Linked DNA regions of Homo sapiens: all the other regions are linked to region 1. The links are chromatin contacts, found by Hi-C or POLR2A ChIA-PET in ENCODE. All regions are on one chromosome and are shown on one strand. Each heading gives the region's core, a stretch centred on a gene start or an enhancer-like site at or near the end of the contact. The rest is flanking DNA. Distances are from core to core; before and after follow the strand shown. Region 1 holds the start of ADAM8 (ADAM metallopeptidase domain 8). Region 2 holds the start of STK32C (serine/threonine kinase 32C). Region 3 holds the start of LRRC27 (leucine rich repeat containing 27). Region 4 has its middle 23 kb from the start of LINC03068. Region 5 holds the start of LINC02870 (long intergenic non-protein coding RNA 2870). Region 6 overlaps INPP5A (inositol polyphosphate-5-phosphatase A).

Region 1 (3,954 bases), core at 573-3,072:
TCAGGCTTCAGGAATCACCCTCGGGCAGCCCCAGTCGGGGAGGGGGGCATTCTCAGTTTCTAGCCCTGGGAAACCCCCGCCAGGCCCCCCCCCCAACACAGGAAGGTGTGTCAACTCTGCGGTGAGCCAGCGTCACTTCTCAAAGAGGAATTTGGCTTATCAGCCTCGCCAAGTGAAACTGGGGAGGGGCCCGGGGCCAGCACAACCTGCCCCTGCTCCCTTCCAGGGGTCCATAGAGCTCCTGAAGGAACGAGGAGGCTGGGAGCCCTCAGGCAGTGCTGGAGGGAGGAACGGAGATGGGCCCCAGGGGGCTAGAGCTGTACAGGGCAGCCCCAGACACCCACTGGCCTCTCACCACTTTCTGTAAGCTAAAGCTCCTTTCACAAAAATAGGCTCAGGGGCCAGCCAGGGACCCTCCCCAGGCCAGCTTAGACTCACCAAGTGGGAGGGCAGAGCTCGGCGGACTCGGGGGCCTGGCAGACGCCACGGCAACACGACCTCATACTGCTCCATGAGGGCCCAGGGCCGGCTGGGGGCAATCGCTGCAGGAGGGAGGGTCAGCAGGCATGAGGGGCCGGGGGGCAGGTTTCCTTCCCAGAGGCCTCCTGGGCCCTCAGATTCTGTCTCTTGCTGGGCTTGACCCTCCCCTGGGGAACTCACCAGATAGCTCTGGGACAAAGACTCAAGTGAGGGTTCTGTGCCTAAAAGACCCCAGGAGCGCCCCCAGGCATGGCCGGTGGGCCTGTGTCCTGCAGCACCCACACACAGTGCTCAGAGACGCTGTGGGTGCCAGCGGGTGCCAGTGACTCCACAGGTCTCCAGGCTGTCTCAGATCTCTGGAGGGGCCCGAGGGCAAGGATGAACCTTCCCCCCAGGGAGGAGGACTCGGGCCGCCGACCTGCCCGTTTCCATTCTCCTCCTCCATTCTTCTGATCATCTGATCGCATCTAACTGGGGAGCAGGAAGTGCCTCCCGGAGGCTGTTCACCTCCCAAGAACTGGAAACTCCCTGGTATCCGAGAGCAGAGGGCAGGGTCCCAGCATGCAATGGGCAGGGTTTCGGAGACCACCAACCCCAGGACCCTTTGCTCCCATTAAAACACAATAGTGGACGTGTCTCCATGACCACATCTCCAACCTGGAGAGGCAGCAGGGGAGCAGCCAGCCCCTATCTGCCCAGGAAACTGGCGGGAAGCAACCCGGCCTCCAGCCTGAAGCTCCTCAGCACACCCCAGCCCAAGTCACTCCAGGAGCAGGGGTGGGATCCAGGGTCAGCAGCCCCATGTCCTCCCCCAGGCAGGAGACGGGTCCCCTCAGCCCACACCCCTGCACTCCAGGCCTCAGCTTGTCTGCCCTCCCTTCCCTCCTCGGCTAAATAGTGGGGGTGGGTAGCCCCACAGGTGAATCCCAGGAACCCAGGGCGCCTCGCGCAGCAGGTGAAGCGTCCTGCTTGGCCCGGCCCCGACCCCACTAACAAGCTCAGAGGCGGGACTTCCCTCTCACAGTTCACCTTTGAAGGTTCCCTCCGACCTCCCCGGCCTCCCCGGCCCGGGGCTCTCCACCCAGAGACCACTGTGCACCTGATGGCCCGCTCCCAGGGACCAGCCCGAAGCCGGGCCAGGGTGCGGGGTGCGAGCAGGCCAGGGGCTCGGGGTCCGCGTCGCGTCCTGCGGGGAGAGCCACCCTGCCCCGCGCTGCGCCCGGGACGGTTCCCTGGAACCACTCACCAGGCAGCATCATCGCGCCCAGCAGCCAGAGCCCGAGGCCGCGCATGGCCGGGTCGGGGAGCAGAGGCGGAGGTGACAGCCCCGCGGGACACGGTCTGGTTCCTGCGCTCCTGGCCCGAGGCTCTTTTCCGCGCGCCCCGCCCCGGCGCCCCGCAGCCAATGGGCCCCTCGGCCGGTGGGAGGGGCGGGGCGCGCGGCACCTGGGGGCGGGGTCCGTTTCCCCTCTCCCCACAATCCAGCATCCTCCCTTGCACAGGTGAGGAAACTCAGGCACAGCCTGTCCCAAGTCCGGCCAGAGCCCCGAGAGGGGGCCTCTCGAAGGACCCGGCGGCTGGAAGGAGGTGGCGCCAGGCAGGTCCTGGAGGGGAAGGGACTTGTGAGGGCCGCCTGGCGGTTTCAGGAGAGGGGGTCTCTGATTTCCTGGGGAACAGAAAGCCTCAGGCAGGGGCAAGTCATGGCTTTGTGGGCATAGGTTCAGCCCTGTGGGAAGCTCTGCCACCCTCCCCCCCAAGCCTGCGCCCCCTCCACCAGGCTGAGGCCTCACCGGAGTGGGATAGGCATGGGCCCGCAGGCGTCCAAGTGGGGAGGGGGAGCCCTAGGTGGGGGTCCCAGCCCAGGTGATGGCAGGTGCAGGGGCCGTCCCTAGCCTAAGATCCCCAGACAGCAGCTGACGCTGGCCGACGTGGACCAAAGCCTGCAGCAGCCCACCGTGGCCTGGCTCCGGCGTCTCCAGGCCTGCGGCCAAGCGTGCTTGCCCTTGGTGACCACATTCCCCGTGGTGGGCTCAGCCTCGAGGGTGCAGGTTTGGGCTGACACCACAGCTCCCCAGACGGTCCACCCAGGACCCCTCCCTGGGGCTTTCACAGCCAGGCCGCCCTCCTGGAGTGGGAACAGTGGTGGTGGCAGGAAAGGCAGCTCAGATGACCACACAGGGCGCTGCTGACAGATCACATGGGGGGGGGGGGCCTCAGGGCCTCCCTGGGGAGAGGCAGGGCAGGGCCAGCAAGGGGCTGGAGGGAGTCCTGCCTGGAGAGAGGGCACCAGGGCAGGGCGAGTCAGGGAACTGCACGGGCCTAGGGGCAGAGGACAGAGGTCAAGGGGCAGTGGCAAGAAGAGGCCGGGGCCTCGGACGTTATCCTGGGAGGACAGGGAACCCGGAGGATCTAAGCTGGCGTGAGTGATGCTGTCACATTTTGTCTCAAAGCCATTCTTACCCTAATGTGAATGGCATGAAAAGCAAGAAAGCAAGGGCTGGCACTGGGCCGCAGGTGACTTCTGCTGCCTGGGGGTGTGTCCGCTTGCCTGTGTGGCACAGGACGAGGTCCCCCAGGCTGCCGAGAGGCTCCCAGGTAGGGCTGGGGATACTGGCCTGTGCCTGAGCTCATGCAGGTGACCCTGTTATTATAGAACAATGGCCAGCTGGCAATCACACTTCCCTTCCTTGACCTCATGGTGCAAGTTACTCAACAGCAAAGTGCAAAGGCGGCACGCTGGCCACATCAGAGGCACAGCAAGGCCCCTGCCGACGCTGAGCTACCAGGGATTTATTCCTAAAAAGACAGGACCAGCTTGGGCCAGAACAGGCTCCTCCCGCGCTGAGGAAGTTCCACCCAATCCCACAGAACACAGCTCTCCTCTTCAGCAGGTGCCGGGGGGTCTGGGAGCCTGAACCCCACAGCCCTGGAGGCTTCCCTCCCCTCCTCCTATCACCACCTGCAAACCCCACTTCTCAAGGCCCAGGGCTTCCCAGACCCCAGGACACAAGATCAGGGGTTTCTGGGCCTCGGGGCCAGGCAGGAAAGCTAGCAGGCTCCTCTGCTCACCAGTCCGGCATTTGCACAACACTGAGACTGACAGCTTGGGTTGCTGATAAATGTGTTTACTCACAGGCCAGACCTGCACAGCCTGCAGACAAGGAGGAAGCGGTTTGTGGCTGGAGAGTTGGACACCCCCACCCCCACTCGGCGGTGCTCTCAGTGAGGCAGCCCCGGGTGAGAGCTGCCCACAACCCTTGTTCCCCGCAGGATCCTGTTCTAGCTATCCTTTCTCCCAACCTCGCCTCCAGGGCCCTTCCTCACTGCCCAAGGGGGCCGAGGTGCTGAGAGCTGAAGGTGACAACAATACACATGCAGGTCAGCAGGAAGGGGCAGCTTGGCCAGAATGTAACCAGAGCAGACCAACCTGGCCGGGCAGCCCTGAGGCTCCCAGGGCCCTGTCACACTGGGGAT
Region 2 (3,954 bases), core at 585-3,084, 970 kb before region 1:
CCTACAAAGCTGAAGGCAGCCCAGTGCCACACCACTGTCTCCACTCCCACCCCCGGAGAGCACGGTGCCGAGACCCAGAAGAGCAGCCAGCTCTTGGCTGACACCAGCAAGTGCTAAACCAGATGCGTTTCTCAGACGTTCTCTCAACCCGCAGCCAGAAACGAGAGGCAAATCTGCCTCCTGATCAGCTCCTAGTTCACTCTGGGCTTTCTTTACTTTGAATATTTATGTTAAAAACAAAAACATTTCTCAAACATTCACCATCGTGAGTTCTGCTGTCCCGAAGTTCAGGACACAGTGACGGGCCACCCTGGAGCGTGTGGGGCCTGGTGTGGCTGGGCCTTCAGCCCTCCTTCTAGGCAGCACACCATGAATCCCCGGTGCCGTCTCCCGGAGGAACGGCGGTGCACGGCCCCACACTCACCAACGCCGGCCTGAGGTCGTATTACTGTAATTTCCCATAATGCTTAAATTATTTATCGCAAGTAAATAGCCTGGCTCCTGAGCGCTGGGCTCTAAAATTTTGAAGGATCCATCATACCTCTGCACGCTATCTATAAATGAAAAATGCACATTTCAAGTATTTTAAGAAAATGTCAAAAAACATGAAATGTGTCATCAATGTACGATTTTAAATGATTTGCATGTTACCTGTAGAAAAGAGCTGTATGTCTGCATGTGACTGTATTACAGTGCCCACAGGCAGACGCGGCACCACATCTCCCTGCAGGTGATAATTCGGGGGTCCCCGGGGCCCCCTGGCACCCCGGGAGGTGTCCCTGCAGGCCTGTCCCATGTCACCTCACCTGCCTTCTCTGCTTTCTATGGCGCCCACGGCTGCACGGTCACTCAGGAGACACCAGTCCCCGGGGTTGGCGGCTTTATCTACAGGACTCAGCAGCGCACTCGTTCCTGGCAGGGCAGGTCTTTGCACAACGGCCTGGCCCTGCCTCCAGCGCACATGGGTGAGCAGAGGATGGACACCGCGCGGTCACCAAGGAGACTGAGCCTCTGAGCGGCCGGGCCCCGCCACCTGTGGGGCAGGAGCCTCACTCGCACTCGGGCGGCACAGGTGAGCGCCTCTCTAACTGCAAAGTACAAACGAGCCCGCACGTGGGCCCGAGCGGATCACGGAAAGCGGAAAGCAGGGCTGCCACGGGCGGTGGGCGGAGGCGCGCGCAAGCCCGGAGACGCCACAGCCGCGGGGGACCCTCGCCCCGAGGGCCCGGGCCCAGCCTGCTCCTCCTGCGGCGCCGCCACTAGAAACGGAGGACGCGGGCGGGCGCCCAGAACTCGCGTGGGGCCGCAGCCACCCGGCGCGAGCTTCTCCGGAAGCCGGGGCGCCCCGGGAAGCCGTCCCGGACACCGGGGGAACCCCTGCGGGAAAAAGCCGCCCAGCCGCGCCCGCCCCTGCAATAGCGCGCGGCCCCCACGTCGTCCCCGTGCCCGCACTCACCGTCCTCCTTGTCGTCAAACACCGGCCTCCGCGCGGTGGCCGCCGACATGGACGAGCCCATCCTCTTCTTCCACTTGCTCCACTGAAACAGGGGGCGCGGCTGCGAGCGGACATCGCCCGAGTCCCGGGCCCGGGGCTGGCCAGCAGCGGGCGGCGGCAGGGCCGAGGGCGCGTCGGAGCCGGCGGGGCGCGCGCGGCCGGGGGGCGGCGAGCCCGGGGACGCCGCGGCGCTGCTGCCCCTGCGCTCGGCGCCACTCCTCATCGCCGGGTCTGGGTGCGCGCGGCAGCCGGAACTCGGGGCATGGCCGGCCGGCAGGGCCGGGAGCGGCAGTGGTAGCGGGAGCGCTCGGGGCCGGCAGCGCCCGCCGTGCGCTCTTCTGGGCGGTGGAACCCGCCCCGTAGATTGCGAGCGCTGGGGGCGGGGCAGGGGCGGGGCTTCTGGAAGGGGCGGGGGCGGGGCGGAGCTCCTGGAAGGGGTCGAGGCGGAGCTGAGCGCCGGGGCGTGGCAGGTGCGGAGCTTCGGGAAGGGTAGGGGCGGGGCCGAGCCGGGGGCGGGGCAGGGGCGGGGCTAGTGCCTGGAGTGTCGCTAGGGAGTGGGTGGCCGCCACCAGTCTAGGGATGGGGGCTGTGGTTCGCCGGGACACGGGGACCACGGCTCAGACTAGACGGCGGGTACGAGAGCGAGGGAGGCAGGGAGCGTCCCCACGGGTATCCTGGGGCCCCGGAGGTCGGCGTCCCTGGCACGGGGACTGCTGTGCCCGGCACGGCGGCGGGACCTTCTCGCGGTCTCCGGGGGCCTCCCTCCCCTGCCTTCTTCGTGAAAACAGCCGGCGCGCGGGCTTCCGCCGCCCAGTGCGGGGAGCCCTAAACTCCAGCCTTCTGCTTTGCGCAGGGTGAGGCCGGGCTGCAGGCCCGGGATGCGGGCGGCGGGAATCTGCCGGGCAGAGCCCGGCTCACGGTCAGGAGGCGGCAGGCTGAGTCCAAGCGCTGCGCCAGAGGGTGGGGTGGGGCAGGGCGGGCCTGGCTGCGCGCGCGCACACGCGGGCGCCTGGGGTGGGCGCTAAGCCCTGAGCACGTGCGCCCGCGCTCTCGGGCACCCCCGTGCCATCCTCGCGACCCCCGTCCGGCCTGAGACCGCGTGCCCGAGTCGCCCAGGGTCCCCTTGTCCAGATGCGACAGGGGCCTCGGCACTCGGCGTATTTCGGAGGCCTGGGGCGCGGCTTGACCTCCGGGCACCTCTGCCCCTGCGCAGGGCCAGGCGCGACCTTGCGCGGAAAGTGCTGGGCGCCTTGGAGTGCCCTGGAGAAGGCGCGGCTCTGCATGGAGCCTCGCCGCCTGCCCCTGGCGCTTGTCACTGAAGAATCAGTTTTTGCTACCGGGCTGTTTGACTTTAGGAAGCCTTTACCTCCTTAAGTTCTGCCCTGTAACCAGGACACAAAGACGGGGTCTCTTCCTCCTCGGTGAAATCCTAGATGGGATTTCCTGCTGCCCGCCCGGACGATGAGCGGATCCCCAACATGGCTCCAAGGCCAGTGTCTCCCGCTCCCGTCCCTCCCACCGCACACAACTGTCTACCCTGTCATTCAGCCACTGTGAGCCCTGCCTCCCCACGGCCTTTGACATTCAGTGTGGCCGCCCGCCCTAACCGCCTGATGCATGAAATGTGAGCACGGGAAGTCTGTGTGGCTTCTGGGCCAACAGGAGCCCCCATCCCTTGGGGACTATAAGGAATGGAACCATGCCCATCTACCTAGGACATGCACCCGCCTGGACATGCACCCGCCTGGACATGCACCCGCCTAGGACATGCACCCACCTGGACATGCACCCGCTTAGGACACATGGCATGCATTTCACTACTGAGATTTAGAGGGTATTTTTATGGCAGCATAACCTAGGTTACCTGACCAACCAGCCACCGCAGCTCTCCCTGCCTGGCTAGCACAAACGCATCGGTCTCTAACTTCCAGTGCACAGAGCCGAGTTTTCAGCCCTTGCAGCTGCGAAGCTCTGTTCCCTGCTCTCCCTCAAAGTTGCCATTCTCCAGCAGGCACGCAGAAGGCAGTGGGTTCAGCACCTGCCTCAGAGGAAGCCCTCGGTGCCCATCCCAGCAGGAGTGGTGAAGGAGCGTTTGGAAGGGGAGGTACCAAGGCAGGGCAGTGCCTGGAACCCTGCGTACCCGGTGCACACATCAGACTCCCCAGGGCTCCTCCCAAAACACGCAGCCTCTGAACTTACATCATCGCCTCTCCTCCTCTCCCTCTGACCCCTAAAAGTGGCAGAAAAGGAATAAAAGATATAACGTCCCCACCACCACCTAAGAGGGAACAGGAGAAGGGAAGACATGTTAATAGACTTCAGACAGCAGGTAGAAAGCTGACTCTGAAGATTGGAGAGGCTGAGGACCTGCAGGTAACCAGGACCCCAAAAGGCGGGAGAATGTGAATACAGCCAGAGCCCAGGACGCCTCCCCGGCCCGGGCAGTTGGGGATGGACAG
Region 3 (3,954 bases), core at 619-3,118, 940 kb before region 1:
CTGGAATGCTGAAACTTGTTAGAAATAGCATCGTGCTGAAATCTTCCATCCCCTTCGCCACTCACGGCAACACCCATGTCACTCCTCATTCTCTCCTTGCTCTGCCCGGGTGGCTGGCCTCCCCACGCTCCTGAGAAGGTACTGGTTGTGCTTTCAGCTTCCTGATTGGTAGATAGTTGGGTATGTACGAAAACTTTTTTTTTGAGACAGGGTCTCGCTGTCACCGAAGCTGACATTAAGTGGCACAATCATAACTCACTGCAGCCTCAAAATCCTAGGTTCAAGCGATCCTCTTGCCTCACCCTCCCACACAGCTGGAACTACAGGTGTGTGCCACCACACCCAGCATTTTTTTTTTTTTTTTTTTTTAATTTTTGTAGAGACTGGGTTGCCCAGGCTGGTCTCCAACTCCTGGCCTCAAGCGATCTTCCCACCCTGGCCTCCCAAAGTGCTAGGGTTACAGGCGTGAGCCATCGTGTCCGGCCTAAAAAACATTTCTTACTGTGATCTCTTCACAAAAATAAAACGTAAATCCCCTCAAAGTGGATAGTCGTTTCTCCACATAATTATGTCGTTTCCTTTAAAAAGTGGAATCAGGCCGGGCACGGTGGCTCATGCCTGTAATCCCAGCACTTTGGGAGGCCGAGGGGGGCGGATCATGAGGTCAGGAGATCGAGACCAGCCTGGCCAACATGATGAAACCCCGTCTCTACTAAAAATACAAAAATTAGCTGGACGTGGTGGCGCGCGCCTGTAGTCCCAGCTACTGGGGAGGCTGAGGCAGGAGAATTGCTTGAACCTGGGAGGCGGAGGTCGCAGTGGGCCGAGATCGCGCTACTGCACTCCAGCCTGGGAGACAAAGCAAGACTCCACCTCAAAAAAAAAAAAAAAAAAAAAAAAGTGAAATCATGGCAGACTCCAGCTAAACTGTCCGGGTTTCCAGAGTGTTTCTGGGTGGGACAGAGGGTGCTACTTTTCATTATCAGTTGGATCCTGGAATGAAGGTGCACGGGACTCCAGGGTTCCACAGGACCACGCGAGCACCTCCCCTCCCGCCCGGTGTCATTTCATCTTCTTCCAAATTCTCAAAACCCTTCCTCAGGACACTCACTGCGTTTCCTCGCCCCCCTCACTCCTCCGTCCAGAGGCAGCCTTACTTCTCCAAAGAGGACGCTCTGAGTCTGCGTTCCCCTGGCAGCAAGTCCTGAGGCAAGATTTGGGGACAAGCAGCTCCTGTGGGAAGTGGCTCCAGGAAGCCCCAGGAGAGACGCGGGGAGTGAGCCCAGCGGGAAGGACAGGCAGCGAGGACCGCTCCAAAGGTGGTGCCTCAGCAGCAATTCTTTTCTGCTCGGCTGTCCTCGAGCAGCCCCGCCCGCCCCGGGCCCTCCGGCTCCCCAGACGGCACTTAGCATCCCGCTCTCTTCCTTCCCCTCTGTGCCAGGCCGGTCGCCCCTCCAGACCCTCGCGGTCTCTACTTGCCCGTCGACCACCACCCCTTCAAGGCCGCGGGCGCGGAAAAACGGATGCTACCGTTGGCCGCGTGCGTGCGCAGGCGCACCACCCCCTGCCACCCCCGCGCAGGCGCACCACAACCCCCCCACCGCAAGCGCAACCCCCCGCCCCAGCGCAGGCGCACCACACCCCGCCCCCTCCCGGGCAGGCGCACCACACCCGACCCCCTGCCGCGCAGGGGCACCCACACCCCGCCCCCGCACGCAGGCACAAACCCCCACAACACGCACACCCCCGCGCGCAGGCGCACCACACCCCTCGCGCAGGCGCATCACAGACACACTCGCGCTCAGCGTGGCGCCTGCGGGATTCCGTACCGGCGTCTCCATGGCGACCGCGTTGGCTGGGTGGCCTCCATTGTCGGGCTGCTGCTCTCAGCGGCGGGGCTCGCCAGCGCTTCAGTGGGCGGGGACGCGGCAGGTGAGACGGGGCGGGTACGGCCAGCTCGCTGAGCCCTCGAGGCGGGCGGCGGCAGGAAGGTGGTGCCTCGGCCCGTCGTGCCCTGTCGCCTAGCTCCAGCCGCGATGCTGACCGCAAAGGCTGCCCTTCTGAGGCCTGGAATGTGAGGCCCAGAGCGTCGGACCCAACTCAGCCTCGCCCGGATGGGGAAATCGAGGCAGGGAGCGGGGGTGGGCGTGCGTGGGGATCCCTTGAAGGCAGCCTCGGAAACCCCACGGAGCCTGCGCTGCCTGGGCCCTGTGTGAGTCCAGGCTGTTGTTTCACTTCTGGTTTTAAGATACTTTCCCTGTTCTGAGGTTTGAAGCCTCCCCTCCTCTGTTTTAAGTTCCGTGATTCGGAGAAAACAAGTGAACTGACCGTGAAAAAGCCCGCGGGCTTCCATGGAATGCAGGCTGCCTGGGGTTGAACCCTGCTGGGTCCCGGTGTCGCCTCTACCCCCCAATTAACTGCGCCCCTGGAACAGTTCCCTAACTGATCTGCGCCTCATATGCCAATCATTGGGCTGTTGAGTGACTTGAATTAGGTGAACTGATGCATTCCAACGTTGATTCTTATTGCCGAATAAATTGTTTGGAAATTGCAAGTGGAAGTGTGCCTCGCTGAATGAGATTTTGGTGAACAATACTTCTGAGTAAAAGTGTTGCTGGACAACGAAAATTCGAGATTAATTTAACAGGTTTTTCCCCGGTGCTTAACTGGGTGTAAGCCAGACTTAGTTCTGGTCACTGGGTCAAAATGGTAAACAAAAGACAGGCTTCCTGGCCTCAAGAAACTAAAAACATAGTTCAAATGGCACAGAACCACACCAGAGGTAAGAAACAGTGCAAATTTCCACCCGCCCCTAGTCATTTCATGGAAGCGTTGCAGTTGATTTACAGGCTTTGAAATGTTCCGATCTGTTTACATCCCTAAAATGATCATTACTATTGTGCGCCTTTGCGTTTTCCAGGAGTTAAATCTTGGAACTCCATTGTACAAAGTGAGAGCAGAGAATTTTAATCTGAACCTCTTTGTATTCCTTTTTTTTTTTTTTACATGTTTAAAAGTCAAATTTTTGCTACTGCTTAGGAAAAATGATAGCTTTTAAAGCAAGTTACATTACAGTAGATCTGCCACACAGCTATTCTGTTTTGCCTCGGTATAATTAGTTGCTTCTACGTTTCCCTTTCCCGTGTCTCCAGGTGACTCCAGACCAAGGAGGATGAGCTGCTGTCCCTGGAAGAGAACGGATGGAGGGAAGCAGCTCCTACGAAGTTCCCTCTGTGGCTGCTGCTGATCTGGAGGAGGGTGCTGGTCAGACTAGGAGCTTGCCTGCCACCCCCTCCAAAGATGTTCACAAGGGTGTTGGAGGCATCATCTTTTCCTCCTCACCGATTTTAGACTTGAGTGAAAGTGGTCTGTGCCGTTTGGAGGAGGTCTTTAGAATCCCCAGCCTTCAAGTAAGTGGGGCTGCTCCTCAGGCTGTGTGCCCACAGGTCCCCTATAGACAGAAATGGGAATGTACCCCTGGGCTTTATTTGTAGGCTTCTTTCTCTTTGGAATTGATGAATTCTAAAATTAAATAGAGGAAAGGTTAACTCATAGTTTCATACGCCAATCACAACAAAATGGGAAATTCATGATGGGGACCAACCAATGGAAATAGTACATCTATTTAGATGAAGGTGTCTGTTCTCTTCCTTGCAGTTCATCTCTCAAAACCTGTGGTAGAAACTACTGCCAAACACGCTTGGTCTCTTAATTAAAACACAAAACCTTAAAGAAAATCAGGCAACATGAGCAGTTAAAAACTTTGTTCTCACCCATGATTTTGCTCATGTTACACACTGGTTTTACTTTGTGCCCGGCCCTTCTCCGGGTCAGTCCGCAGTAGATGCTGTCTTGTCCATGTGATTTCTAGAGAAAGCTTCTGTGAGGGCACAGGTTTGATGTTAGACAGTTGAGGGTTCCCCCTGCAGCACTTGTCCCTGCTGGGACTCACAG
Region 4 (3,954 bases), core at 465-2,964, 860 kb before region 1:
GGGGTACGTTTGTGACCCCAGTAGCCGCTGTGCTGGGGGCCCAGGGCAACTCCTCCGGGAGCAGGGAAGGCACTGCTGGCACCACCAGCCCCGCAGGGTCACCAGCATCCCGTCTCCACCAGGGCTGCTGCTGTCCCTCCTCTGCTGAGGCCAGCTGTTACCGTGTTCGACATGGACCAGGCCGTGTGGGAGGACACGGGGTGGCAGGTGCAGGGAGCACGGTCTGTTTTCTGTCACTCTCTGGTCCCAGCCTGAGCCCCAATCCCTACCTCTGAGGGTCACACTTCCAACCCACCCCAGACAGAGCTGGAAGCAGGGGCTGGCATGGGCGCTGGGGTAGACGCAGGGGTTGTCGTGGCCTGGCGTGGAAGAGCTGGGCTGGACGCAGTGGGTGGCGTGGCCTGGGGTGCTGCTCTCCAGCCTTCTTTCTCTTCTTCCTCTTCCTCTTGTTCTTCATCTTCCTCCTCTTGCTGCAGATCCTCCCCCAGGTGGCTCCATTTCTGCTGGTCCCATCTCCCGGAGGCCCTGCCCACAACCCCCTGCCCGCCATCTAGGGGGACCCTGGCGTGGTCCAGGAGAGGGAGTCAAGGCCTGTGTGGGGCTCCTGGGGCTGGAGTCCTGGTCTGCCTTCTGGGGACAGAGACTAGGTCGCCCTGGGCTCCAGCTCTGTGGCCTGGCTGTGTGGGCTGGGCCAGGGCCTCTGCGTCACCTCCTTGCCTGGGCTTCTCACAGTGCAAGCCCCGCAGCCTAGGCCCTGCTGGGTGGTGGTGGGATGGCTGGGGAGGGGCAAGAGCAGGTGAGGAGTCCTCACTGGGGGTGCATACTTTGCATTACAGCTGGGGAGGCTGAGACCCGGGGGGCCACAGCTGGTTCCTGGACTCCAAAGCCCAGGACCCTTCCAAATCCTGCCTGGACGGCACCGTGGCCAGGACCCCAGCCAGCACTTCCCTTTTCTGCGAGGGTTTTCTGTTTCTTTGATTATAAAATAACCCCTGTTGGTGGGGGGAAAAAATTAGCAAAATAAAGAAAAGCAAAAAAAAAAAAGAAAATTAGAATCTCCCGCAGTCTCACACCCTGTGGGCCTTTTGCGTATTTCTTCCCGGGTGAGTTTTCTGGGCATTAACAGATGTTTGCTCTGCAGACCTGGCCTTGTGTCACCCTGGAACTCTGTGCCCAGCTCACCCTTCCGTGGCTTCCTGTGGCCGGGGGCTCCCTCCCCTTCCTGCCCCAGGTCTGAGGTGCCAACGGCTGCCTGTGGCCAGGGGCATCTCCCCGTGGACACTGAGGGAGGAGCCGCGGCAGGGCTGGGCTCTCCCGCTGGGCTCCCTGCACCCTGCGGCCCCGGCCCCAGCCCCACCCCCAGCCATGGGAAGGGTGCACTCCGGAGAGGCCGACGCAGATGGGGCCCTGCCCCTGGCCTGAGCGTGGCCGTCATCTGCTCAGGAGGGTTAAGCTCCTTTGTGCCCCAAGGAGCTTCAAGCCGATCAATACCCGGCTGGAAGTAGGGGGCTGCAGCTGGGGGGGCCCCACCGCCCTGACCCCAGATGGACTTCCTGCTCCCTGCCCAGCTTCTCTGCGGGGGGAGGTCAGGTCAGTGGGCCTCCTGCTTGGCCTTTGGGGCCACCGCCCCTGGGCTCCAGCTGAGGCTGTCCCAGGGCCGGTCTCCCTTCCCGCCCCCACCCTACAGAGGCGGCCTCACCAGCCAGCCTCTGCCCCAGCAGAGTTATTTTTAGCCCCAGCCCCGCCTGCTGCTACCACGGGCCTTTTCTCCGCAGAGAGAGGCGGGTGAGGCCTGAGGGCCTCACCCAGGGCAGCCAGTTCCCCAACCACGAAGGGAGGCAGGAGAGCTTCCCTGTGCGGGCAGGCGTCGCTGACCCTCCAAGGGGCAGAGCAGTGGGGGCTTCCTTCCTTCCTGGGTGTGGCTGGGGGGAGGGGGCTGAAGGCCTGGAGCCGGAGGGGCTTGCCCTAGAGCCCCATAGCCAGGCAGGGGTCAGTGTCCACAGCTGGAGGGGCTGGAGAGGTGAGAGAGATGGTCCCAAGGGAGCTGGGAGGCCCAGGAGTGGGCCCAGTGCTCAACCCGCTGCCAGGCAGGGACAAGACCTGAGAGATGAGAGGGCGGCGGGGGTGACCCTCGGAGGGCAGAGGGCGCCAGGACGGAGAGATGAACGGGGCAGTGGGGTGACCCATGGAGACCCACAGAGAGCAGAGGGGCACCAGGATGGGGAGACGGAGGCCAGTGGGGGCTGAGGGGTCCCGGGGGAGGACTGTAAGGAGCCACATAGTGGCTGCGGTCGGCGTGGCTGGGAGACAGGGGTCCAGGAAGCCCACTGGAAGCTGCCGCCCCGGCTGTAGCTGCAGGGCTCTCTGTGGGAGCCGGGAGCTGGGTGCAGAGCTGCGTCGAGGCTGCCTGAGGCCTGGCAGCCCAGCAGGAGGGGACTTACCCCCACCCCCCCACGGAGGAGAAGGCTCTGGGGCCTGCTGGGTGCAGACGCAGCTGGGATCTGCTTTGGGGAAGAAAACCTAGGCAGGTCACCGAGGCTCTGCCCAAGCCAACGCCTGTCACCTGTCACCGAGGTGTGGGTGTCTGTCCTCCTCCCAGCCGTCCATCCCCCTCCCTCCTGGCCCCGCTCCAGCCCGCAGCCCCCATGGGAGCCCGAGAGAGGACAGTCTCAGCAGGTGGCACAGACAGATGCGGACTCCTCACTGCAGGTCACAAGGCATGTTTTCAGAGACCAGCTGCGGTGAAGATCATCCAGCCCTTGGGCCCCTGATCCGTTTGGATACAGTTTCAAGCATGAATTTCTCCTTTGGTGGTTTGCTACAAAGAGAAGAGTTCTCATGATTTCTTTGGGGTGTTCATCCTATGATTTTGGGGTGAGGATTCGTGACAGAGACAAGCAACAGGAGTCCAGGAAGCCCTCGGGGGAGACGGGAAACAAGTCTTTTTGAAAAAACAGCTTTCTTTGAGACGTAGCTCACATATCATATGATCCCTCCCCTTCCAGTGGACACGTCCATGGCTTTCAGCGTGTTTATAGATGGGCAACATCCCCACGGGCCCTTTTAGAACATTCGCTTCACCTCAGAAAGAAACCCCACAGCTTTTAGCCATCACCCTCCTCCCCAGGCCTAAGCAGTCCCTCATCTGCTTCCGTCTCTGGGGACTTCCCTGTTCTGCGTTCTGTGTGACATGTGGTTGTGTGTGATTTATGATTGTGTGTAACATGCGTTCCATTTCATCCATGTGACATGCGGTTGTGTGGGAGATATGATTGTGTGTAACATGCGTTCTGTATGATGTGCGGTTGTGTGTGAGATACAGTTGTGTGTAACACACATTCTGTATGACGTGCAGTTATGTGTAAGATACGGTGTGTAACACATGTTCCATGTGACATGTGGTTTGTGTGATTTATGATTGTAACATGCATTCCATGTGGTCCGTGTGACGTGGTTGTGTGTGATACACCATTGCATGTAACGTGTTCCGTGTGATGTGTGGTTGTGTGTGACACACCGTTGTGTGTAGCATGTGTTCTGGCAGGCGGTCGTGTGTGGCTTCCTTCGCCGAGCACAGTGCTTTCACGATGCCCCCGTGTTGGCGCGTGCCTGTGCCCCATTCCTTTCTATGCTGAATGATGCTCCCCATGTGGGTGAACATATGGTGTTTGTCCATCTGTCAGTCTGTGGACATGTGAGCTGTCTCTGCCTTTTGGCTGCTGTGCACAAAGCTGCTGTGAGCTTTCCTGCAGTCTCTGTGTGGCTGTGTGTGTGTGTGGCTGTGTGTGTGGCTGTGTGTGTGTGGCTGTGTGTGTGTGTGTGGCTGTGTGTGTGGCTGTGTGTGTGTGTGTGGCTGTGTGTTTTTGCTTCTTTCAGGCTCACCCCTGGGGGTGGAGCCGCTGGGTCCTGTGGGTCATGATCATGTGCGTCATCTTCAGGAGGGTGCCAGGTTGT
Region 5 (3,954 bases), core at 1,350-3,849, 830 kb before region 1:
ATGGGGGGGCCGGAATGGGCGGGGGGCCAGGACGGGGCGGCCGGCATGAGGTACTAGACTCTTCCTTAAGTGGGGTGGGACACATCCACAATAAAATGTTTAAAAAGAAGGAAAAGGACCAGGGCACTTCAGAAAAAATGAAGGAAGCCACATGGGAGACGTCACAAGGCATTGCCCACCCCTTGCCCACCCCGTGGGCTCCCAGCCAGCAGGCAGGGCAGGGTGCACACTTCCTCCTGCCTCCCCGAGGTCCCCGGGGCTGACCACAGGTTCACATGGGCAGCGAGGTGGTCGCAGGAGGACGGGGCCTGGAGATCCAGCCCCAGATGACACTGCAGGCCCCGGCAGGGGACGGTGCCACCCTCACCTCTGCCTTCTTGCCTCTGCTCTGCCTGGCCCATGGCTCTGTAGGCCTCCGTCCTCTAAGGACTCAAATTTTTTAATATAAAAATAAGTTGCAGGCCGGGTGTGGTGGCTCACACCTGTAATCCCAGCACTTTGGGAGGCCGAGGTGGGCAGATTACCTGAGGTCAGGAGTTCAAGACCAGACTGGCCAATATGGTGAAACCCTATCTCTACTAAAAACACAAAAATTAGCTGGACATGGTGGGGGACGCCTTTAGTCCCAGCTACTTGGGAGGCTGAGGTAGGAGAATTCCTTGAGCCCAGGAGACGGAGGTTGCAGTGAGCTGAGATCGTGCCACTGCACTCCAGCCTGGGCAACAGAGTGAGACTCTGTCTCAAATAAAATAAAATAAGGCCAGGTGCGGTGGCTCACGCCTGTAATCCCAGCACCTTGGGAGGCCAAGGCAGGTGGATCACGAGGTCAAGAGACTGAGACCATCCTGGCTAACACGGTGAAACCCCATCTCTACTAAAAATACAAAAAATTAGCCAGGCGTGGTGGCGGGCGCCTGTAGTCCCAGCTACTCGGGAGGCTGAGGCAGGAGAATGGCGTGAACCCGGGAGGCGGAGCTTGCAGTGAGCCGAGATCACGCCACTGCACTCCAGCCTGGGCGACAGAGCGAGACTCCGTCTCCAAAATAAATAAATAAATAAAATAAAATAAAATAAAAAGTTGCAGTGTCAGCAATGAGTTAGCTCTTTAATGGGGGCTTTTTTAAATGAATATTTCTCAGCTGTTGGTGAGCTCAGCTGAGGGAGGGCGGGCGCCACGGGTCCCTGACTCAGACCTGACTGTGGGGCTGGGACACGACTGCCCCTAGTGGGAGCAAGGCCCAACGGTTGGGGGGTGCCCAGCGCCCAGCCAGCAGCTGGGGTGTCTGTGGGGGCTCCCCCATCGCCCTCCCCTCCCCCTTCCCTTCCTTCCCTCTCCTCTCAACCCCCACTCCCCTCACACCTTCCCCTCCCCCTCACTCCTCTCCCCTCTCCTCAGGGCTCCCTGGCTTCCTGCCTCACCCTTCCCCTCCCCCCACTCCCCTTCCTCAGGGCTCCCTCCCCTCACTCCCTCCCCACTCACTCCCTCTCCCCTTCCTCAGGGCTCCCCGCCTCACTCCCTCCCTGCTCACTCCCCTCCCCTTCCTCAGGGCTCCCCACCCCCCCACTCCTCCTCCCCTCTCCTCAGGGCTCCCCCCCTCACTCCCACTCACTCTCCTCCCCTCTCCTCAGGGCTCCCTCCCTCCTCACTCCCTCCCCGCTCACTCCCCTCCCCTTCCTCAGGGCTCCCTCCCCCCTCACTCCCTCCCCCGCTCGCTCACTCCCTCTCGCCTCTCCTCAGGGCTCCCCGGCTTCCTGCCTCTCTGAATTCCTCCTCCAGACCCTCAAGGCTCCCTGCTCATTCCCTCTGGGGTCCTGAGGTCTCCAAGGGCCACTCTGGCTTCCCCCCTGCAGACCCACCCTCCTAGGGGAACAGGGTGACCCCACACAGACACTGATGGGACAAGAGAACCAGCCCTGCAGAAAGCCTCCAGGTGAGGCTGACAGTGCTGGTCCTGTGACGGGGAAGCAGGTGAGAGCCATCTCTGGCCTCAAGGCTGATCAGCAGCCCCCAAGGTGTCCTCTGCAGAGAGGGCCAGCCTCAGGCCTGCCACCCCGTAGACCACAGGGACCTGTCCTGAGATTCCTCCATTTCTGAGCACCAGCCTAGGAAATGATGGAGGGTCTGGCCCCCAGGCCCAGACCCCCAGGCCCCCTGCCCCCGTCTAGGTCCCCAGGTACTTGCAGAAAAGAAGGGGTGAGCACAGCCTTCTGTAAGGGGGCGCCCGAGTCCTGGCCAAGGTGGCCGCCCACCCTGGGGCTCCAAGGTCCAGGCAGCCACCTCTTCGGTCTCTGCCCTTAATGTGGGGCAGAGTGGCAGGTCAGAGCCCCGGCCCTGGCCCCGGCCCCAGCCCCAGCTCCTCCTCAGCCACAGGGGCATCTCCAATTCCTGAAATAATTCAGTTCCCTCTCCTGGGCACCTCTAGAGCCCAGCTGGGCCCAGGGTGTGTTCTGCAGTTGTGGGGGTGGGGGGGAGGATTTTGCAACCCTACCCTCTCTGCAGGGTACCTCCGGTGGCTCTGGCCTCTGGGCCCCATGCTGTGCCAGACACACAGAGAGGCTCAGCCAGTTATTTCCAAGAGGCCAGGCAGGCAGGAGAGGCCCAGGATCTGCCAGGACTGGGAAGGGAGGCAGGAGGCTTCTCTGGGTATAAAGCAGCTGAAATGTGGAGTTTCCTCCCAGGAGCTGAGAGGTAGCTGCAGGGCGAGCCCTGGGGGAAGTGTGCAGCCGCTGGAGCTCCGTCCTGGGCAGGGGTGGTCACGGCTTGAGGATGGCAAGGGCTGATGCCTTGTTTGCTTTTAAAATTGTTGCTATTTGCTGTAGTTCCCCTGTTATTCCTAAACTCTCAGGAAGCACCTACTGGCCTCAAGGTAGTCTCGCTTATGGGGCTGGGGATGAAGAAGAGTGGGGTGTGCAGGTGGGCAGAGCTCCAGCGGCAGGAGGCTGAGGGCGGGCTGGGGAGTAGCAGCAGGGGATGGGCACGAGGCCCCTTCGGTCCTCCTGCAGCTGTTTTAATGTGGCGTTTTGGAAAGAGCCGCACCCCGTGGGTGCCTATGGGAAGGAGGCGTCTTAGTCACATGCCCCTAACGATTGCGGCGTTTCTCTACAGCGTGTCCATGGGCCCAGTGCCTGGCGTGTCCTCCCTGGGAGCTTGCTGGACGCATGACCAGGATTCTGGGAGGGCAGAGGACAGGTGGGTCCTGGTGGTAGGTCAGCTGCTGAGTTTCCCTATGACGTTTGTTCCGCTGGTGCCCAGAGCCCCTTCAAGGTGTCCATCATCAGGGGAGAAGTGGCGCCACAAACTGCCTTTTAACCCTGGGGTCCTGCCAAGAGGTCTGGGGTGTCCTGGGGCCTGTGGCCTGGGCTGCAAGTGCAGCCAGTTCCCTCAGGGCATGGCCACCAGCCCTGGGCTCCCGTGCCCGGGTTTCCCTGCCTGCCTGGCTGGTCAGAGGAGGGAGTCCCTCTATCCACTCTGCCCCACATTAAGGGGAGAGACTGAAGAGGTGGCTGCCTGGACTGTGGAGCCCCAGGGTGGGCGGCCACCTTGGCCAGGACTCGGGCGCCCCCTTACAGAAGGCTGTGCTCACCCCTTCTTTTCTGCAAGTACCTGGGGACCTAGACGGGGGCAGGGGATGCCCAAAAGGGCCTAGACACCTTCCATGGCAGCCGCCATCACAGGGTCTGTGGGAGGGCGTGTCCTCCCTTCCGCAGGCCTGGTGGGCAGCGAGGCCGTGCAGCTGCGACCCACCCTCACATCCGGGCCGGGAGCGGACTGAGGCCCAAGGCTGAGCCTCCACTCTGGACCTGGGACGTCTGGGCAGAGGAGCCCCGTGGTGGGGCCAGGGCGAGGGCATAGGGGCCTCAGGGTGGGCCCTGGGTACCCTTGACCTGCAGAGGCGTGTGGGGAGGTTCCAGCAGCTTCTTGGAGAGGCCCGGGGTAGAAGCACTAGCAGGTGA
Region 6 (3,954 bases), core at 374-2,873, 700 kb before region 1:
CCGACGAGGTATGTGGAGTCCCTCTGCGATCCTGTCTGGGGAGGGGAGAAAGGGGTGGCAAGGCTTCTCTAGCTGTCACTGGGTCCTTGAACCCCCGCTGGCCTGGTGCTGCTGCTGGTGCTGACCACACACAGACTCATGGGAGAACTGGGCAACTTGGCCACTGAATCTTCATTGTGGGTGTTTGCTTTGAATATTTCGTTTTCAGCTCTTGTGTTTCTAAGTACCAAAACACTTTTTTTTTTTTGTAAGAATTCCAGTGCACCAACAATAAAACCAAGGGACCAACTGAGCCATTTGGAAGTGGTGGCTGGGGACACCCATACGGTGGTGACACTTCTGGGTGACTGGCTGGTGCTGGGTGTTTCTGGGCTGCCAGGACAGCAGGAGGTGGGGGTGTTCTGTGCCAGTGAGCTTCGTGCTGCGATGTGGATAGAGGGCCGTCCTTCCGGCCGCTGCTGCTCTCAGGTCGCCTCTCATCGGCACAGCGGCGCATCACACGGCAGCAGCCTGCCTGGCTCTCCTGGTGGGTGGGGGCTGAGGGATGAAAACGAGGCACTCCCTCCCCACCACAGCCTACTCCCGTGGGTTCGGGGCGTTGGAACATTCTCCAAACCCCTCCTGCTGCCTGGCCAGGTCCAGCTGGGCACAGTGCACGCCCACCTGCTGGGCCCTCCTCACCGTGGGCTCCGCCCTGGGCCCTTTGGACACCTTCCCTGGCCCTGACAGCAGCTACCTGGGAATGCAGCATGAGGCAGGTGCCTTTTGCTGAATGAGGTGAACAGCAAGAGGGAGAAAAGGAGAGATCGCCTAGCAAAGCAGCGAGGCCAGAGGCTCCTGCCGAGCAGAGGAGGAGGGCCATTGGCGCAAGGACACACCCATCCCTCATCACACTGCTGGGACCTGCCTACCCTCTCTGCTGGCACGCCGGGCTCTGCCACATGGGCCTGTCTGGGCCTTGTCCTCCCCAGCTGCGGGGAAGGGCTTCTTTCAGTTCCCTTTGGGTGAACACAGAGGCCCAGCTCCTGCCGCTGTGTGTGGTTCTGGGTCACTCAGGACCACTGATAATCAAAACCACCAACTTTGGACTACACAGAGCTATTAAGGAGCTTAGCTAAATTTAAAAAAAGTGCAGCTGATATTTATGTCCTTTATGTGCCAGATAGTGCTGTAAGGATGTGGTGTGTCTCTAGGTATGTCAGCCCTGACGTTTGTGCCGTAAGGACCCGGAGTGTCTGCAGGCAGACCTGTCATCCCCGCAGCCCTGACGTGCGTGCTGTAAGGACCTCGAGTGTCTGAAGGGAGACCTATCATCTCCACAGCCCTGATGCCTGTGCTGTGTTGCTCCATTGCACAGATGGAAAGACAGGGGCTAGCGAGTGAGCAGCCAGTGTGAGGCCCTGCGGTAGCAGGTGGAGGGGGCAGGGTGTGAACTGAGCTGGGGCTGGCTCTGGCATCTGAGCTTGTTAACGACCGACTGGGCTAGAGGCAGAGTGGGCCGCACCCTGACCACCACCTCTGTCCCCCACTGCTGTGCCCCTCTGTCTCACTGTTTCCTGTGGTCCCTCCTGACTAGAAGAGACTCAGGCCTGCTGAGTAGCATGCAGCACAGGACGAGCCTGCAGAGCCCTCTTGGGACTTACACACTGGGGATTTGACAGCTCATGTCTGGCACCGCAGATAGTCTAGGAAAAGGTGACTCATCCAAGAGCCTGGCCGGAAACCCACAGGGTATTGGCCCAGGTGTGCCGAGAGGCTGGCCGGAGGGACCATTGTGATACTCAGAGGAAAACGCCTGTGGCCCATGGGGGGGCCTTCAGAAGAATGTCGGAGTTTCTCAGCTGGCAAGATGCCCCTGGTGGCAAGATGCCCCTGGTGGCAAGATGCCCCTGGTGTGGGGCCCCTCACCTGGACCAGAGGCCTTCCCTGAGCTTCTGTTTTGCAGGGAGGTGCCTGAGCTGCACAGCTTGCCTGGGAGGAGTCGTGGTTTCTGGGGGTGGGGCCTTTCGTAGGGCTGTGCTGGTGCTGTCCTGGGGGAGGGGGATGCTGAGCACGCCCGCCCGGGGCTGCTTTCCCTGGGAGGGATGCTGAGGCTGCCCAGGGCTGCTTTCCCTGTGAAGCAGCGTGACCCAGGGCTCTTGGTGGGGATGTGCCGTTTGCTCTTTTTCATGTGTCTAGCCCTTGGGAAGTGTTTTTGGTACTGCTGGTTCTCATGCTCTAGTCCTGGTAATGGGCTAGTGTGCTTGTTCTGGCTTTACTCGGTAGCGTTTATAACAGGACAGGATTCAGAGGACACTGTTGCTGAGGGAAAGTTTGTGCCACTTAACCTGGTGTTGCTTCTGGCCCTGCCTCTGCTGGGCGTCTGTCTGCAGCGTGCCTTGGAGTGTTTCCCTTGCTCTGCTGATTGCTGAAATGCAAGACCTGGGCCTCTGGAATCCCATTGAAAGAACTTGTTTAAAGAAACATCAGCTCGGTTTATTTCATACACAGCTACTTTTTGTAGATACTGAGGTTTTGTTGAGATGTTGGGGTGTACGTGCCGTGTGAGGTTTTGTTGAGATGTTGGGGTGTGCGTGCCGTGTGAGGTTTTGTTGCGATGTTGGGGTGTACGTGCCGTGTGAGGTTTTGTTGAGATGTTGGGGTGTGTGTGCTGTGTGAGGTTTTGTTGATGTTGAGGTGTGTGTGCCGTGTGAGGTTTTGTTGAGATGTTGGGGTGTGTGTGCCGTGTGAGGTTTTGTTGCGATGTTGGGGTGTACGTGCCGTGTGAGGTTTTATTGAGATGTTGGGGTGTGTGTGCTGTGTGAGGTTTTGTTGATGTTGAGGTGTGTGTGCTGTGTGAGGTTTTGTTGATGTTGGGGTGTGTGTGCTGTGTGAGGTTTTGTTGAGATGTTGGGGTGTGTGTGCTGTGTGAGGTTTTGTTGATGTTGAGGTGTGTGTGCCGTGTGAGGTTTTGTTGAGATGTTGGGGTGTGCGTGCCGTGTGAGGTTTTGTTGAGATGTTGGGGTGTACGTGCCGTGTGAGGTTTTGTTGAGATGTTGGGGTGTACGTGCCGTGTGAGGTTTTGTTGAGATGTTGGGGTGTGTGTGCTGTGTGAGGTTTTGTTGATGTTGGGTTGTGTGTGCTGTGGGAGGTTTTGTTGAGATGTTGGGGTGTGTGTGCCGTGTGAGGTTTTGTTGAGATGTTGGGGTGTGCGTGCCGTGTGAGGTTTTGTTGAGATGTTGGGGTGTGCGTGCCGTGTGAGGTTTTGTTGAGATGTTGGGGTGTACGTGCCGTGTGAGGTTTTGTTGAGATGTTGGGGTGTGCGTGCCGTGTGAGGTTTTGTTGAGATGTTGGGGTGTGTGTGCCGTGTGAGGTTTTGTTGATGTTGAGGTGTGTGTGCCGTGTGAGGTTTTGTTGAGATGTTGGGGTGTGTGTGCTGTGTGAGGTTTTGTTGAGATGTTGGGGTGTGTGTGCCGTGTGAGGTTTTGTTGATGTTGAGGTGTGTGTGCTGTGTGAGGTTTTGTTGATGTTGAGGTGTGTGTGCCGTGTGAGGTTTTGTTGAGATGTTGGGGTGTACGTGCCGTGGGAGGTTTTGTTGAGATGTTGGGGTGTACGTGCCGTGGGAGGTTTTGTTGAGATGTTGGGGTGTGCGTGCCGTGGGAGGTTTTGTTGAGATGTTGGGGTGTGCGTGCCGTGGGAGGTTTTGTTGAGATGTTGGGGTGTGCGTGCCGTGGGAGGTTTTGTTGAGATGTTGGGGTGTGCGTGCCGTGGGAGGTTTTGTTGAGATGTTGGGGTGTGCGTGCCGTGGGAGGTTTTGTTGAGATGTTGGGGTGTGCGTGCCGTGGGAGGTTTTGTTGAGATGTTGGGGTGTGCGTGCCGTGGGAGGTTTTGTTGAGATTTTGGGTTGTACGTGCCGTGGGAGGTTTTGTTGAGATGTTGGGATGTGCGTGCCGTGTGAGGTTTTGTTGAGATGTT

What was found. A loop is a pair of places that touch in the nucleus more often than their neighbours do. ChIA-PET counts read pairs that join two places held with the same protein, here RNA polymerase II (POLR2A). Pooled maps may share reads with other maps.
Region 2: a pooled map shows a loop between it and region 1 (7-fold over the local background). The contact joins the promoter of STK32C here to the promoter of ADAM8 in region 1. A Hi-C loop is called at or near these places in 2 of 168 maps with a recorded cell type or tissue (CD4-positive, alpha-beta T cell and CD8-positive, alpha-beta T cell), 1 of 37 single-sample maps with no recorded cell type and 15 of 50 pooled maps.
Region 3: a map with no recorded cell type shows a loop between it and region 1 (15-fold over the local background). The contact joins the promoter of LRRC27 here to the promoter of ADAM8 in region 1. A Hi-C loop is called at or near these places in 1 of 168 maps with a recorded cell type or tissue (B cell), 14 of 37 single-sample maps with no recorded cell type and 13 of 50 pooled maps.
Region 4: a pooled map shows a loop between it and region 1 (5-fold over the local background). The contact joins the enhancer-like site here to the promoter of ADAM8 in region 1. A Hi-C loop is called at or near these places in 3 of 37 single-sample maps with no recorded cell type and 1 of 50 pooled maps. POLR2A ChIA-PET finds 5 or more read pairs at or near these places in 1 of 52 experiments (WTC11).
Region 5: a pooled map shows a loop between it and region 1 (8-fold over the local background). The contact joins the promoter of LINC02870 here to the promoter of ADAM8 in region 1. A Hi-C loop is called at or near these places in 1 of 37 single-sample maps with no recorded cell type and 9 of 50 pooled maps. POLR2A ChIA-PET finds 5 or more read pairs at or near these places in 1 of 52 experiments (RWPE1).
Region 6: a pooled map shows a loop between it and region 1 (8-fold over the local background). The contact joins the enhancer-like site here to the promoter of ADAM8 in region 1. A Hi-C loop is called at or near these places in 5 of 37 single-sample maps with no recorded cell type and 5 of 50 pooled maps.

Annotation. Positions count from the first base shown.
Region 1 is chr10:133,275,046-133,278,999 of GRCh38, forward strand. It overlaps ADAM8 (ADAM metallopeptidase domain 8), which reads right to left and starts at 1,823. Exons shown (of 23, transcript NM_001109.5): 1 at 1,727-1,823; 2 at 439-542. The coding sequence starts at 1,772. TUBGCP2 (tubulin gamma complex component 2) reads right to left here. Exons shown (of 18, transcript NM_006659.4): 18 at 3,590-3,954. RefSeq lists enhancers at 3-262, 1,266-1,913, 3,228-3,277, 3,768-3,847 and a silencer at 1,513-2,072.
Region 2 is chr10:132,306,116-132,310,069 of GRCh38, forward strand. It overlaps STK32C (serine/threonine kinase 32C), which reads right to left and starts at 1,835. Exons shown (of 12, transcript NM_173575.4): 1 at 1,457-1,835. The coding sequence starts at 1,718. RefSeq lists a silencer at 1,659-2,308 and enhancers at 2,561-3,105, 3,106-3,648.
Region 3 is chr10:132,330,325-132,334,278 of GRCh38, forward strand. LRRC27 (leucine rich repeat containing 27) reads left to right here and starts at 1,869. Exons shown (of 11, transcript NM_030626.3): 1 at 1,869-1,932; 2 at 3,153-3,410. The coding sequence starts at 3,201. It also overlaps a transcript of STK32C not described here. RefSeq lists an enhancer at 1,152-1,686 and a silencer at 1,571-1,690.
Region 4 is chr10:132,419,922-132,423,875 of GRCh38, forward strand. No RefSeq gene overlaps it. Among named protein-coding and RNA genes, the nearest start is that of LINC03068, 23 kb to the right of the region's middle. RefSeq lists enhancers at 1-207, 2,018-2,921, 3,739-3,954 and silencers at 1,331-1,380, 1,411-1,470, 1,501-1,560. Within about 2 kb of position 1,715, at least 33 of the 41 ENCODE cell types and tissues checked have a DNase peak (open chromatin) inside an H3K27ac peak, as active enhancers do.
Region 5 is chr10:132,442,590-132,446,543 of GRCh38, forward strand. It overlaps LINC02870 (long intergenic non-protein coding RNA 2870), which reads left to right and starts at 2,600. Exons shown (of 3, transcript NR_149317.1): 1 at 2,600-2,689; 2 at 3,107-3,190. LINC03068 (long intergenic non-protein coding RNA 3068) reads right to left here and starts at 2,393. Exons shown (of 3, transcript NR_184030.1): 1 at 2,183-2,393. RefSeq lists silencers at 1,140-1,189, 1,290-1,339.
Region 6 is chr10:132,570,433-132,574,386 of GRCh38, forward strand. All of the region lies in intron 1 of INPP5A (inositol polyphosphate-5-phosphatase A), which reads left to right. Among named protein-coding and RNA genes, the nearest start is that of INPP5A, 35 kb to the left of the region's middle. RefSeq lists enhancers at 1-674, 1,144-1,283, 1,444-2,213, 1,784-1,933, 1,944-1,993 and 3 more. Within about 2 kb of position 1,624, at least 20 of the 41 ENCODE cell types and tissues checked have a DNase peak (open chromatin) inside an H3K27ac peak, as active enhancers do.